2 separate regions of the Homo sapiens genome follow, and region 2 is linked to region 1. The links are chromatin loops, found by intact Hi-C in ENCODE. Cell type or tissue: CD4-positive, alpha-beta T cell. All regions are shown on one strand.

What was found. A loop is a pair of places that touch in the nucleus more often than their neighbours do. Peaks named below come from ENCODE experiments on the same cell type or tissue, not always from the same donor. Only the 100,000 strongest peaks of a DNase experiment are listed, where the experiment ranks them.
Region 2: it touches region 1 in a loop (1.9-fold over the local background); 2 of 110 quality-filtered maps call a loop at or near these places.

The regions. Positions count from the first base shown.
Region 1 is chr3:30,941,766-30,949,765 of GRCh38, reverse strand. No RefSeq gene overlaps it. Among named protein-coding and RNA genes, the nearest start is that of GADL1, 51 kb to the right of the region's middle. In CD4-positive, alpha-beta T cell, no CTCF peak of the experiment used is centred here; no DNase peak of the experiment used is centred here.
Region 2 is chr3:31,692,533-31,700,532 of GRCh38, reverse strand. All of the region lies in intron 7 of OSBPL10 (oxysterol binding protein like 10), which reads left to right. LOC124909360 (a long non-coding RNA gene) reads left to right here. Exons shown (of 2, transcript XR_007095858.1): 1 at 1-459; 2 at 569-2,920. Among named protein-coding and RNA genes, the nearest start is that of OSBPL10-AS1, 7.7 kb to the left of the region's middle. In CD4-positive, alpha-beta T cell, a CTCF peak has its summit at 4,809 (motif pointing right); a DNase peak (open chromatin) is centred at 4,822.

The DNA.
Region 1 (8,000 bases):
ATATGTATACATATGTGTATATATCTATATGTATACATATGTGTATATATATACATATATATATGGCAAAAGCAGGGACAAAGGAAATGAATGGAAGGGTGCATGTCTTCTTGTGACCCATGCTCAGAACCAGCATAGTGTCAATTCCACCACATTCTATTGGTTGAAGCAAGACCTAAGATTCAAAGGCAGATGAAAAACTTTGTCTCTTGATGGGAGAAGCTGCAAGCCACAGTACAAAGAGTACACATATAGGGAAGGATAAAGGATTGTGGTCATTTTTGCAAACAATGTACCATAAATACTTCATGTGTAGTAGTCTTATCTGAGGACAGGGAGTTGGAAGTAGATGCTTTTTATGGTGTCCTACTGCCTTCTACTTACATCTAAATAAATGACCTGTCAGCCAACAAGTGACCATCACTGAGAATAAATAATTTGAGAGTAGAACATTCTGAAATTTAATATGTGCAGAACCAAGGTGAAGAGTTTCCCAAGCTGAGGACTCAAAGCTGCAAATTCTCTCCAAGAGATTCCAGACAAGATTTAGGGGAGAGAGGCAAGACACGTTTCTTTGCATTGATCTTTGAATAATCTTAAGCAAGTCACAAAGACTCCCATATGATTGGTCCCCAGGCAGCCCACATCCCTTTGTGTGTTATTTCCTTCTAACGTAACATGCTTGTCAAAGCAGTGAGGTATTACAGAGAAATGGGCTGTGGAAATGCATGTAAAATAATATTTTATGTTTTGATGCACTGGAAGTCAAAGTGATCATCATACAAACCATTTAATTTTGAAACCAACTCTTGTGAAGCTTGTTTCATTGCTGTTCAAAATTCAATTGCCCTCTCTTTGAAAGTGCTTCTCCACCTAATGCTTTCTCCCTCACTTAGCATATGAGGGCCTTGTTTTGTGGAGGACATGCATTTGTGACCTAAGACAAAACCTCTCCCGGTTGTTGGGGAATTGATTCTGCCTGAGAGCCTCACTATTATAATATTTACCTTACAATAATCTATTTGATGCCTCCCAATTGAGTGCAATAACCATTTTATTATTTGTTGTTTCAATTTAGTGGGAAATTGTGCAAACTACTCCATCAGCTGCTTCTGCTTTTCTTGCTCACCACTTTTCCACCTCCCCCCACCAACTCAAATAAGCAGTCAGATTTCATTATGAGAGTGACTTTCATTTTGCTTCTATAAGGAAATGTCATCACATGTTAATGCATTTGGGTTTTGAGGGTTTTTAAACATCTTTTTATTTGTATAAATTTAAGGGTATAAGTGCAGTTTTGTTGCCTGGGTATATTGCAAAGTGGTGAAGTCTAGGCTTTTCAGTGTAACCATCACTCATATAATTTACATTATACCTATTAAGTAATTTCTCAGCCCTCACCCCACTTCCACCTCTCCCACCCTTCTGAGTCTCCAGTGTCTATTATTCCACACTCCACGTCCATGTGTGATTATTTAGCTTCTACTTATTAGTGAGGATATGTGGTATTTGGCTGAGTTGTTTCACTTAAGATAATGCCCTCCAGCTACATCCACATTGCTGCAAAAGATGTGATTTCATTTTTTATGGCCGAATAGTATTCCATTGTACATTTACACATTTTCTTTATCCATCCAACCATTGATGATCACTTAGTTTTATTTCAAATCTTTGCTGTTGTGGATAGTGCTGCAATAAACCTACAATTACAAGTCTCTTTTTAATATAATTATTTATTTTGGGAAAATACCATTATGGGATTGCTGGATTGAATGGAAGCTCTATATTTAGTTCAATTGTAGAAATCTCCACACTCTTTTCCAGAGGGGTTGTACTAATTTATATTCCCACCAACAGTGTATAAGCATTCACTTGTCTCCACATCCTTGCCAACATCTGTTATTTTTTGACTTTTTAATAATAGCCATTCTGACTGGTGTAAGATGATGTCTCACTGTAGTTTTAATTTGCATTAAATGCCTTTTATTGACCAAAGCTTTAGGTGTCTCTTTAGGATCCACTCTGCTATCTTGTGGGCCTTTCTGGGCATGAAAACATACATCACTTCCTTAGAGAAGCACCATAGTGTAATGGTTATAAGTTTGGCTTTGGTGGGTAACAGCCTGATTTAATACCCTAATATTGCTATTGACAAGCAGTGTGACCTTGGCAAGTTTCTTCATATCTCTATGCTAGTTTCTTTATCTGAAAAGAGGAACAGTATCCACTCATTGGGCGATTGTGGTGATTAATGAGATAATGCATAGAAGATGCTTAGTATGGGGTCTGGTACCTAACAGGGGCTCACTAAGTGTTCATTGTTGTTTGATGTTATTTCTACTGTGGTGGTAGTTATTCCTTCTGTCTCTGAGTGAAGTCACTGGCTAGAACAGAGTCTCAGCCAAAAGCCACCTAAAACCGTGTTCTTGGAGATATCCTAAATGTCAGATGATAAATTTAATTTACTTCAGCTGGTAAAATGTTATAAAATGCCGAAAGAGAGAAAGAATACATTGCCTCCCTTTCACTAATTATTTCTTCTTTCTGCCTTCTTTCCTCTTTCTCCCTCCCATTTTCTCTCCCCAAATCTTTATTAAGGGACTTCCATGCCACACAATGCTAAGCTTTGCTGTATACAGACTAACACAACACAGTCCATGTACTCCAGATGCTCCCAATTCCTAAGATACAAAGAATCAGCCAATACAGTTCAGCACTGCAGCAAGGGCTCAGTGGAGGTCCATCTCCTTAAGTTAATGTTACAGTTGAACATGAAAGATGAATAGAATTTGGACAGATAGCTGGGGTGAAGGATAGGCCTTATGAGGAAGAGAAGACATGGGCAAGGGAGAAGAGAAGAGTATTCTGGGAAGACATAACATCATGGCTTGCTGGAGGCAAAAGCAGGAGGCCAGAAGAGCTTCTTCCATAAAGATACTGTCTTGCTTACACCTCAATGTAGATCAGAGCTGCCCCCAAATCTGTGTCTTGGGGAAACAGACATTCCCCACTTAGAAAAAGCTCCTGCCCATTCCCACACCCCTGTGTGGCTAGGGAGGCAGTCTTAACAGTGGTGGTGATGGGTCATGAAACATGGAACACCAGAAGCAGATCTAGAGAACGGTTGAAGAAACTAAGATGGTGAAGGGGAAGAGCTAAAGGTCAGAAGAGGAACAAGCAGCCCCCAAATGGAGCAGCATCCAAGGGGACAGGCCAAGACTGAGTCCCAAGGCACGGAGACCTAAAGGGGGACAGAAAAACTGGGCAAATCAATACAAAATGCTGCAAAGCATGCAAGCAGGAAGTGGCCCATAGCAACTTTGGGGAAAAATGTCACTTTCTGCACAGGCTTGCTTGGGAATTTAAAGCCTTTAACAAGGGGCAAAGTGCAATGCATGGTCAAGGGCAAGTAGTTAAGAAAAAAGTGCTTTTAACATGAAAACCCCTTGAGGCTTTTTTAACCTATCATGAAACATAGGAAGTATCCAATTAATATTGGGGAATAAAGGAAGGAACTGATTAATCAAATTACTAAAGATCTGAAAGATTTCATTTTGTGTCTACATGAGATACAATGAAAGACAGTGAAGAGACTTTTTTGATCTACCTGCCAGCACATAACAGTAATGTAATATCAGGCAAATCATTTCATATCTTTGAGCCTCAGTTTCCTTACCTCTACAACAGGGATGATGGTGTGGGCCTTGCAGAGCTTTCTGGGAATTAAATGTGTTGTTTGTAAAGTGCCAAGCACTAGGCAGTTACTCCAAAAGTGACAGCTCTGGTTTTTTCATATTAACCATACAAAAAGTCAGAGCTGTCACTCTTAGAGTTGGCAACTGTTTTGTCTCAAATTGAAAGCCATTTAAAGAGTGGAAGAACAACTTTAAAAAAAAAAAAAAGACTTAAAAGGCATGGCCTAAATATCTTTCTTTTAAAAAAAAAACTTTCTTTAAAGAACTCACACATTGAGAGGACTAGCAATTTTTTAAGATTTCATCATTCTGCATTGCTTAGTCATTATATTAGTTAGAGCCCCCATCAGGAGACAGAACAAGGAAAGACCAGTATAAAAAATTATTAACACAGGAATGGAGTAACAGGGAATTGTCTAAGAGGAGGGAAAAAAGAACTCATAAAGACACCCTAGGGCTGAGAATGGGTACCCAGGGAAGAAACAAACTTGAGGGGGGGATGTTCTTTCCACAACTGGATGCCAGGGTGTGGTTTAAGTCCACTCAATGGTAGAGAATGCACTGTGTTGTCGCTGTCCAAACACAGTGGGATGAGGCTGAGGCTGGTAGGCAGAGAACCATCTGCTAGGATGCCAAAGACATTCACCAGGAAGCTGCTGAGGAGGGCAAAATGTGGAAGTCATTAACTTCCTGGAAAGCCAACAGGTAGATTTTCTAGAAAATTTCCTGGAAGCTGCCTGTGTGTGTGGTGGGATACTTTTGAGTCATCAGAAAATGCCCAGGAAATGAGCCAGGTGCCTGTGGAACTCATTAGCTGCCCTTGGGAGTGCACTAAACTCCAGCGTGAACAGGTGACTCTTGCTGTTAGCTGTGGGGCCATAGTCACAAAACGTCAGCCACTCTGCAGGAACTCAACTAGGACCACAAGAGGAGCACACCAGAACCAGGAGGAGAAATCCCCTTCCTTTTCCTGTGTCCCTCCAGTGTCCTCTACTGAAAAGTTTATTGTGTTGGCTGTCAAAGGAAAAATATCTATGAGGCGCCCCCTCCCTTATCACAGAGCATGCAAAGGGGTGAATTTGGAGCTGAGAGGTATATCCATGACTGGCACAGTCACATGGTAGGATGGAAGGGGAAAGAGAGAATTCAGCACCATTTTTTTTTTCTTCTTGGCAAAGGATGGTTTTATAGAAGATAATATGTATATCTTCCCACATCTCCAAATACCTCAGAAACTGCTTATACAATTTCTATAACCTGAATAATTCTTTTGAAATGATAAAATTAAAAATACTAGTACCGAGCACAACTACAAGTTGCTTGGACAATATTTTATTATTTATACAATTTTATCTCTGGTTTATGGATGTTAGAAAAACTGCATTTCAGAAAATGATTGCAATTGAATTTTTAGACTTCATGAACTGTAACAAAAAATTACTTTCAAGGCCCAACATTCAAATTTTTAAAAAAGTAATATAAAAAACCTCAAAAGCTATTTTAATGCGACAACACACCTTCAAAAACTTGTTTGGTTTAGATCAGTCTCTTCAGTCACACAAATATTTATTACCTAATTGTCTTAAAATTGATTCCCCAGAAGTGTGCAAGTGATTTATTAAGAAAATGTTCTCAGTGAAGACCAATAATGGAGTAAAGAAGCAGGACAGGGAGGGGAGGAAGCCAAGCAGAAGTGGGTAATCTAAGGCAAAGTTCCACAGAGGGGAGCTGTAGCCTGATCCCTCAGGGAGCTGGGGGTTACAAGCCACACCTCAGAGTTGTTGCTTCCTGAGGCAAGGAATCTGGGGCTTTTATACTCCTGTAGCCACTTCGGGAGGCTTTTTTAAAAAGTTTTTTTTTTTTTTTTTTTTTTTTTTTTTAGCATTTCCAGCTCTCTAATCAGGCCGAGTGGACTCCAGTGGGTAGAAAAGGAGTCCTCAGAAACAAAACTGTTGGAGACGAAAGCACGTCAATGTCAGAGTAGGGATGGAAATGTGCACATACGAAATAATCAATAAATAAGTGCTAAGAAGAGATGTGAAGGGATCTGAGCAGAATGGTGGTTATTCTCTCCACTATTTTATTTTTATTCTCCATTTCTTCCTAACTAGCCATAGTGTAAAATGATCTACCTTGGGAGCTGAGGGGCTTGATAAGGACTTTTTTTAAGAGATAGGTTCTTCCTCTGTTGCCCAGGCTGGAGTGCTGTAGTGTGATAATAGCTTACTGCAGCCTGTAACTTCTGGACTTAAGTGATTCTCCCACCTCAGCCTCCCAGGTAGCTGGGACTACAGGCATGCACCACCATGCAAGACTTTTAAATTCAATCCAATATAGGGAAATTCATACAAATGTGGTAAATAATAGGTTATTTACAATATACAAATGTATATTGTATATTTGTATATTTACAATATACAAACGTAAATAATAAGAGATTGAGGTCTACCTTATGTCATGATTTCAAATCAATAACACATGGTGGAATTGATTTTTTTAATGGGTGAGGAAATTGGATATTTTTGAAGGTAACTTGAGGGTAGTTATAAAAATTTGGGGTAACCAACGTGAGGAATGAGAAAAGATGCTGACCAATAGTACAGCTACATAGTACAACTTTAATTCATGTAATGACGTGCAGCATGACAGTCTGCTTAATCAGTCATGAGTAAACGGGTTGAAAGGCAACACAGACAAGCTGACACTGAATATTAAAAGTATTTTGGGACAGGCACAGTGGGTCACGTCTGTAATCCTGGCACTTTGGGAGGCTGAGGTAGGTGGATTACTTGAGGCCAAGGGTTCGAGACCAGACTGGCCAACGTGGTGAAACCCTATCTCTGCTAAAAATATGTGGTGTGGTGGCACATGCCTGTAATCCCAGCTAGTTGGGAGTCCGAGGCACAAGAATTGCTTGAACCCAGGAGGTGGAGGTTGCAGTGAGCTGAAATCATGCCATTGTACACCAGCCTGGGTGACAGAGTGAGACTCAAAAATAAAAAAATAAAAAATAAATAAAAATTTAAAAAGTATTTTTTAGGGTGCATGGTGGCTCACATCTATAATCCCAGCATTTTGGGAGGCTGAGGCAAGAGAATTGCTTGAGCCCAGAAGTTCTAGACTAACCTGGGTAACACAGAGATACCACATCTGTCAAAAAAAAAAAAAAAAAAAAAAAAGCCAGGAGTTGGTGGGACATGCCTGTAGTCCTAGCTACTTTGGAGGCTGAGATGAGAGGATCATTTGAGCCCAGGAGGTTGAGGCAGCAACAAGCCATGATTACACCACTGCACTCTAGCCTGAACAACAGGGCAAGTCCCTGTCTCAGAAAAGAAAAAAGAAAAAAAAGGTTTTAGTGGCACTAAGGTCTATATTTGGAAACATTTACTCCAGCAGAGCTCAGGTGTAAAAGTAGACTGGTTGGATTCATTGGCTATAGAAAATTTTCAAGTATAGTACAGTAAAAAGACAAAGGATCAAAAAGTTTAACATTTTAGAAGAAATGGATTATGGAGTCAAGCGGAATGGTAAGAAAGTGGTGGAGAGATAGAGGCAGAATGAGGAAAATGGCAGATAGGAGACAGGACTAACATGCAGCTCCCACTTGGATGGACAGAACAGCATGTGGAGACTCACATTGTGAACTTTTGCTACAAGAACCACTGTAGGAACATACTACGAAAACCGAAATAATTCACAGATGCTTTGAAAGAAGTGGCTTGCTGCTGTAGATGCTGCGACACAGCTGAAAAACTGAGCTCTCAAAGTGTGAGAAGGGGAAAATGTCTGCCTCCAAACATACATCCTCACTGGGGAACCTGAAAATCCAGATCATAGGAGAAAGATTTAACCTTACCTAGAATTGAAATGGATTTATGGAGTTAAGCAAAATATAAAAGTAGAGGAAGCTGTGGGAAGAGCCCTGTAGGCACTCCCAGTCCCCAGCGTGAACCCAGGGAAGGTATTCCTGGCCTTTTTTTTTACAGAGGTCCTTGGGGAAGGGAAGGCAGCCAGTGGAACTGGGGAGGGACCACAGTGTGAAGGAAGCTCCTAGCTGAGCTGTGTAATAATATTGACTGAACACAAATTTTCCTAAACATCATCCCGGGGGTGAATGGGAAGTACAGATACAAGCACAGAAGCTGCAGCCAAAAGTGAGAGGAGGCAGGGAGGGGTAAGATCCGAGAGCCCTGCTTGCTTTATCAGGGGGAAGCTTGTAGCCTAGGGTAATATTTCAGCCCTGCTCACTGCCTGCCTGGATATAAACTAAATGCTGTTGTGGGGGCATAGTGGGAATAAGACTGG
Region 2 (8,000 bases), 750 kb before region 1:
TGTACTGGGTAACGATGTAGGATATATTCTCATTGTGGATTTTTTTTTAATGTTTATAAAACTCAGAATCATGAATGATGGAGGAAAGAGATTGTAAGAGAAATTGAAATTGCCAAGGTCAGATATGGAGAAGCAAGAAAATATTGAGGGGACTATATTATGGCAAGCTGAGTGTCTGAGCGACTTCACGTTATTCCTGTCTTGCTCTAAAATAAAGAAATATCACAACTGTGCATTTCATATTTATTATTGTTTTATTAGAATATGATTGTTTTGCATTTCCAGAGCCACAGCCTCTTCTTGAAAGAGCAGACATTGCATTTCTCCCAATACTCAGTTGAGTACCTGAAAGAATAACGTTTCCTGTCTATAGTTTATTAACTTACTTTACTTGGAAGACTCTGTCATTCAAAAACCAAAGGAAGACTTGACAAGCTGAAATACTTGTGAGGGAAAGAGGTAGAACTGTTACTATCCCATGAGATTTCTTGGCTTCTGTTGCCCTGTATTATAAAAAGGTTGATGAAATTTCCTCTCTCCGTACTGTCCCCTTTTCTCTTCTTGGCAGTTGTCCATGTCATTAAATTAAGCCTGTACTAAATAAGCAATGGAAGAACTTAGCCAGAATGGAGTATCTGATGAGCAGGCACCCTGGAGAGAAAATCTTCTTCACCTCAAGGATGAAGGTCTAGTCCCTCTCCAAAAACAAGTACACTTCCGTGTCCCTGAGGATGTGCCAGTGTTGACACATTTGTGAGTCATTACCAGCCCAACTGGGCACATAGTGCTGTATCTTGCGATGGTTCACTGTGGTTACCAGACAGGGCCAGGTTCGTGGATGTTTGACCTGTGAGGTTGCTCAGCACCCCATGCTCAGAAGGGCTCCATGCTTGGTTTAATGCCCTGCTATCACTGTCTTGAAATTCTTAATAATTTTCCAACAAGGGGACTTGTGTTTTCACTTTCCACTGTGCCCCACACAGCATGTAGCTGGTCCTGCCTCTAGAAGCACCCTTGTCTGCCCTCTTTCCTCAGGGTGGCACCATAACCCCAAGTTACTGGTGACTACCTCCACTGGAATAACCCACTGTATTTCCACAAATTGTGGGTAGCCTAGAAAAGAAGAGAGGATGGAGGAACCACAGTGAGGTGGAGGGTCACCGAAGGTCTGGCGTGTTGTGCATGCTGGTGAGTGGCTCCATTGAACCTGGAGTGGACGTTAGGATCAGGTCCTGCAGAGCCTATGGGCCATGTGAAGGGGACAAACTTGATCCTGAGGGCTATGGGAAGCCTTGGAAAGTTTGAGCAAATGAGTAACATCATGTGGTATTCAGGAGATCCTGACATGACTGTTGTGCCAAGTTCCAAGCTCCAAGGAGAAGGGCCCACAAAATGCAATATTGAGCTTGCAGGTGTAGGACCATTTTTACCTAGTTTTCAGGGATATGAAAAGCAACAATTTGTAACGTGTTCACTCATGTAACATGTATTTGTTGAGCACTGCACATGCCAGATACTGTTTTAGACACTGGGATTGCAGCAGAACATTGAGAATCCATGCCCTGATGGGGCCTGAGTGATGATGGAAGGAAACAGACAAGAAACAAGTGAGAGAGAGGGAAGGAGGGAGGGAAAAGAAAAGGAGATGGAGATGAAGTATAATGAAGAGAAATAGAGCATATCAGGGAGGGTAGCTAGTGGTGGGACGGGGGTCCCTCTTAGGTAAACTGGTCAGGGTAGGATTCTACTAGGTAACATTCTAGTGGAGACCAGATTTAAATGAGGGAGCCAGCCATGTGAGCATCTACGGAAGAGTGTTCTGGCCGGAGGGGATGGGGGTGAAAAAGGCCCAAGATGGACCTTGTTTGGCATTTGGGCATGAGGCCAATGTGGTTGGATCAGAGTGAATTGAGTGGGATTGGCAGGAGAGTAAGTTGGTGAGACAGCAGGTTATAGGGCCGTTTAGGATATTGTGAGGGCTCAGGATGTTGTTTTGAGTGATATGGTGGCCATTGGAGGGTTTTGAGCAAGGGAATATGTGGCCTTACTTGTATTTTTGTTTTATTTTTATTTTATATTTTTGAGATGGAGTCTCGCTCTATCACCCAGGCTGGAGTACAATGGTGCCATCTTGGCTTACTGCAACCTCCACCTCCTGGGTTCAAGTGATTCTCCTGCCTCAGCCTCCCAAATAGCTGCGATCACAGGTGCGTGTCACCATGCCCAGCTAATTTTTTGTATTTTAAGTAGAGATGGGGTTTCACCATGTTGCCCAGGCTGGTCTCAAACTCCTGACCTCAAGTGATCCACCTGCCTTGGCCTCCCAAAGTGCTGGTATTACAGACGTGAGCCACCATACCTGCTTAGTTGTATTTTTAAAGGGTAATTTTGACTCTGCTGTGAAAAATAGACTGAGGTGGGGTGACTAGGGTGTGAACAGCAGGGGTCAGGGTAGAAGAGAGAAGGAAGCTGGCCAGGCACCGTGGCTCACGCCTGTAATCCCAGTACTTTGGGAGGCCGAGGTGGGTGGATTACAAGGTTAGGAGTTCGAGACCAGCCTGGCCAACATAGTGAAACCCTGTCTCTACTAAAAATACAAAAAATTAGCTGGGCGTGGTGGTGGGTGCCTGTAATCCCAGCTACTTGGGAGGCTGAGGCAGGAGAATCGCTTGAACTCGGGAGGCGGAGGTTGCAGTGAGCTGAGATCACTCCATTGCACTCCAGCCTGGGTGACAGTGCAAGACTCCATCTCAAAAAAAAAAAGAGGAGGAAGCTACTGTAATAACCTAGGTGAGGTGCTGGTGGCACAGTGCTAGTGGCTGATTCTGGATGTGCATCGAAGATACTGCCAACAGGATTTGCATATGATGTGCAGTATGAGAGAGAGGAATAAAAGATGACTGTAAAGTTTTGGCCTGAACAGCTAGAATAATTATTATTATTAATTGCTATTCGTTTTATTGTTTTTTATTTTTTGTTTTATTGTGTTTTTAAATTTTGTTTTATTCTTTTATTTCTGGCCTGAACAGCTAGAATAATAATTACTAATTGCCATTTGTTTTATTGTTTTATTATTAATTGCCATTTATTATTAGTTGCCATTTGTTTCAATTGTCTATTGCTGGTAACTAACCCCCCCCCAATTTTTTTTATTCATGGTTATGCAATCTGGAATGGGCTTAGCGGGGCAGCTCTTCTGCTGGTCTTGCCTGTTGTTCACTGGTGAGTTGGACTTGGCTGGAACAGCTGGGCTCTTCTTTCTTCATGAAGTCTTAGGACCTTTCCCTCTCCGTGTGTTCTTCCCACATGGTTTCTCCAACTGGGTCGCCCGACTTCTTAAATGGCAGCTCAAGGCTTCTAAGGGGGCAAAAGTGGAAGCCGGTAAGCCTTCCTAAGACTTAGGCCCCAAACTGGCACAAGATCACTTCTATTTTATTGATTAAAGTAAGTCACAGATTCAGGCCAGATTGAAGGAGGATTATGCAAGAGTGTAAATTCCAGGAGGTGTGGTTCATTGGAAGTCATCAGTGTAACAGATTACCACTCCATTTTATGGAGGAGGAGGAGACTAGGGAAGAACACGTTGGAGATGTTGGGGCTATCACAAATCCAGTCTTGGATCTGATTAGGTCTGAGATATCCATCCACTAGGCATTCAAGAGGACATGTAGGCATTTGGATATATACAAATCTGGAGTTCATGAGTGAGGCTCAGGTACAAGTTTGAGAGGAAACAATGTATAGATGGTGGTCAAAGCCGTGAGGCTGGATGAGTTTCTCTAGAGAGTGAGTAGAGACATGGGGAAAAATATCCAATTACAGGGTTCTGGGATATTCCAACATGGAGGGGTCAGGGAGATGGGAAGAATCTAGCAAAGGAGATGAAGAAGGTTCAGCCAGTGAAGTAAGATAGAAGTCAGAGGAGTGTGATGTTGTGGAAGCCACGTGAAGAGAGAGTATCAAGAAGAAAGAATTGATCAACTGTGTTGAATTGCTGCTGATGGGTCAAGAAAGCTGGGGCCTGCAAATGGACCATTGTATTTGGCTTTGCCAAAGTCTGATGGGAGTGCATTCAAGGGAGAATGGGAAAAAATGTGGTATAAAGACGGGGAGTAAAGATAGCTCTTTAAAGGAACTTTGATATAAAAGGGAACAGAAAATTGGGTGGAAACTGTAGGAGTATCTGAAATTAAGGGAGATTTGGTTTCTTAAGATGCTTGAATGCTGATGGGATTAGGAGACAGAAGAAAAAATGCTGCAGGAGAGAGGAAGCAGATGAGTGCAGGAATTTGAGGAGGTGAGAGGGCATGGGATCCAGTGCATGGAAGGGGAGTTGGCCAGAGATAGCATAATGCATCCATTGCAGCAGGGGGGCAGGCAGAGAGAGGGGTGCAGACACCAGAAGATGGCAGGAGACCCTCATGGTTAACCACATGGCTCTGAGCCAGACTGCCTGGGCTGGCATCCCCACTGAGTTCCTATCTATATATTACCTTGCATCTGAGTGCCTCTGTTTTCTCATCTTTAAAAGGAGGTTGATAATTGTACCTTCCTCATAGGGCCGCTCTGTATGTATGCATACTGACGTGTGAAGGATTCAGAGCAGTGCCTGGCACAGAGTGAGTGCTGTGTTTGCTATTATGATTATCAAGTGAACCTTCTCTCTGGACTGCTTCAATTTACCCAGTGAGAAAAGCAGGAAAGTGACCAGCTGAGAGTGATAAAGAGCAAAGGGTTATTAGAGGTTTGAGAAGGGAGGAGAAGACAGGGAACAAGTAGAGAGAGGAAGCAGGTAGGAGGATTGTCACACACCACCAGGGGGCCACTTAAGGTTTTGAGGTTGTGAATTTAAACTAAGAGTCTGCATGTTGTCTCTGTTTCTCCAAGAAAGTTGAGCTGCCAGATTGAGATATACAGAATGTGAGGGGCTGGATTAAACAGAGTTAAGGTTTTCTTGGTTAGTGCCTGGATGGAGGGAGAGAGTGGCAGAGTTGCTTGGCATAGATCAAAGGGAGTTAAGTATAGGGTTGGGCCAGGGACTCTATACTGGGAGTGGAGGGAAGTGAGACCACAAGGGGGTGGTGGACAGTAAAAGGTCAATGGGTCAAAGGTGCTGGTAAGACTAGGGACTGGATGGGGTGAATGGGACATATGGGGCAATAGCAGAGAGAGGGATGCTTGAACTTGAGATTATGGGTGGCAGTTACAGATAATGACAGTGTGCCTGTTTGTAACCCTATGTGGATTTCTCAGAGGATTTAGTCTAAACTCCAGTGTTACAGATATAGAAAAACCTCGAACAGTGTATTTTGAACCCTTTCAGAGAGCACAGCTGGCTTCAGAGAGTAGGTAGAAGGTGGGGGATGCAGACTGTGGCTAAAACTAGTGGATTGAGCTGTGCTCCGGTGGTGAGGTCCCTAACCTAAAGATACCCAATTCATAGCTCATCAATCAAGAACACATGAAACAAGATTCATGCTTTGAGGCCGGGTGGCTTGTGCCTGTAATTCCAGCACTTTGGGAGGTTGAGGTGGGCGGATCACCTGAGGTTGGGAGTTTGAGACCAGCCTGACCAACATGGAAAAACCCTGTCTCTACTAAAAATACAAAATTAGCTGGGCATGGTGGCACATGCCTGTAATCCCAGCTACTTGGGAGGCTGAGGCAGGAGAATCGCTTGAACCTTGGAGGCGGAGGTTGCAGTGAGCCGAGATTGTGCCATTGCACTCCAGTCTGGGCAACAAGAGTGAAAGTCCGTCTCAAAAAAACAAAACAAACAAACAAACAAAAGATTTATGCTTTGAAAGAGCTTGCTGAGATAATTTTCTATGAGTCTTAAAGAATTATTTAAGTTGTTACTAATCAAAGAAAGAAATGACCTTATTTTAGACCTTCTAAATCAGCAACAAAATAGTAGATACATATTTAGTGTATACAGGGTAAAAATGATACCCCAACTCCTTGCTGATGGCATTATAAATTGATTGCATTTTTAGAAAGCATTGACTACGTGTCAAAAATCAGCAATGTTCACTGAAACTTTTTAAAAAATTAAAATAATTTTAAAATTTAATATTGAACAGATACAAAAGAATATAAGATATATGGATAATATAGGGCAGGGGTCAGCAAACCTTTTTTTTTTTTTTTTTTTTTTTTTTTGAGACAGAGTCTTACTCTGTCACCCAGGCTGGAGTGCAGTAGCATGATCTCGGCTAACTTCAACCTCTGCCTCCCGAGTTCAAGTGATTCTCCTGCCTCAGCCTCCTGAGTAACTGGGATTACAGGTGCTCACCATCACGCCTGGCTAATTTTTGTATTTTTAGTAGAGATGAGGTTTCACCATGTTGGCCAGGCTGGTCTTGAACTCCTGACCTCAGGTGATCTGCCTGCCTTGGCCTCCCAAAGTGCTGGGATTACAGGCAAGAGCCTTTGCACCCGGCCAGCAAACATTTTTTGTAAAAGGTCAGACAGGTGGCTTACATCCGTAATCCCAGTGCTTTTGGAGGCTGAAGTGGGAGAATCACTTCAGTCCAGGAGTTTGAGACCAGCCTGAGCAACATAGCAAGACCTTGTCTCTACCAAAACTATTTTAAAATTAGCCAGGTGTGGTAACACACACCTATGTTCCCAGCTACTGGGGAGGCTGAGGCAGGAGGATCACTTAAGCCTAGGAGTTTGAGGCTCTAGTGAGCTATGATCATACCACTGCACTCCAGTCTGGGCAACAGAGCAAGACCTTATCTTAAAAAAATTTTATTTAATTAAATAAAAGACCAGATAACAAGTGTTTTTGGCTTTGCAGACCGTATTGTGTCTACTGCAACCATTCAGCTCTGCCATTTGACCACAAAGGCAGCCGTAGAAAATGCAGAAATGAATGGTTATAGTTTGTTCCAATAAAACTGTTTGTCAAAGCAAGTGAAGATTTGGCCCATGGGTTGTGTTTGTTGACCCCTGGTATATAGAATCACACTACAGCAGACATCATGTTCTCACCACAGGTTTATGGAAAATGACATCATTACCTGTGTACGCTTTAATGGATATATAACATTCTACCACATTGCTGCGTTATTTACTTTCCCAACAAATAGTCTGTGGTTGGCCACGTTGTCTCTTTTTGGCTTCTTGATGTTATAGGTGATGATATAGTGAACATCTTCTTAGGCATACAGCCTTTTTCCTTTGATTGAATTATTTCATTAGGCCCAATTTCTAGCATCAATCACAATATGCAAAGATTAACATTGCTGTGCTTGAGCTTTTTTTTGTAAAAGGGAAATTTTAATGAAAAGGGTCAGAAGGCCAGTGTTTATCCTGGAAATGAACCCCACAAGGCAGAGATATGGACCTCAGGGGTCTCTGGTCTCCCTGATCCTGCTTCCACTTCTCTTGCCAGATCCCTCCAGCTGTTCTTCTCCCTGAATCTGGTTTTCAGTATACTGTCAAGCAAAGCCTGTTATCTCTCCCGAGTGTTTGCCTTTTAATAGAAGAGAGAGTGGAGACCTGGCTTCCCTAAGCTTGTCTGTGTAAATCTGTTTCATGAGGCGACACAGTTATGCGATCTCCATTCTTTCTCCCTTTCTGTCCTGTTGGCAGCAGTTCATCAATCCACACTTCTAGAAAGAGTGACAGTCACAATGGTAGTCTTCAGGCCCCTTGGGGGCGCTGAGCAACCCAGCATGGGCCTTGGCCAAGCAGAATTGATTCTCATTCCAGCTCTCCACTGACGTAGCCATTGTAAATTGCAAAACCTCTCTGGGCAGTTTCCTCATCTGTAAAATGGAATAGTTGTACCTGCTTACAGACATCTAAGAAGATTACATAAGATAATGAGTGTGAAACCCAAGCACTGTGCCCTGGCTTGAGCTCTAAAAACAGTTTAAATCTGAAATATTTCATATATTCTTACAGCAATGTTTTTGTCTTATACAATTGTTTCTCCTTTTTCTCTGAGCAGGTGACTGATTGTTTACAGAAGTGTCAGAGGTGGTCTC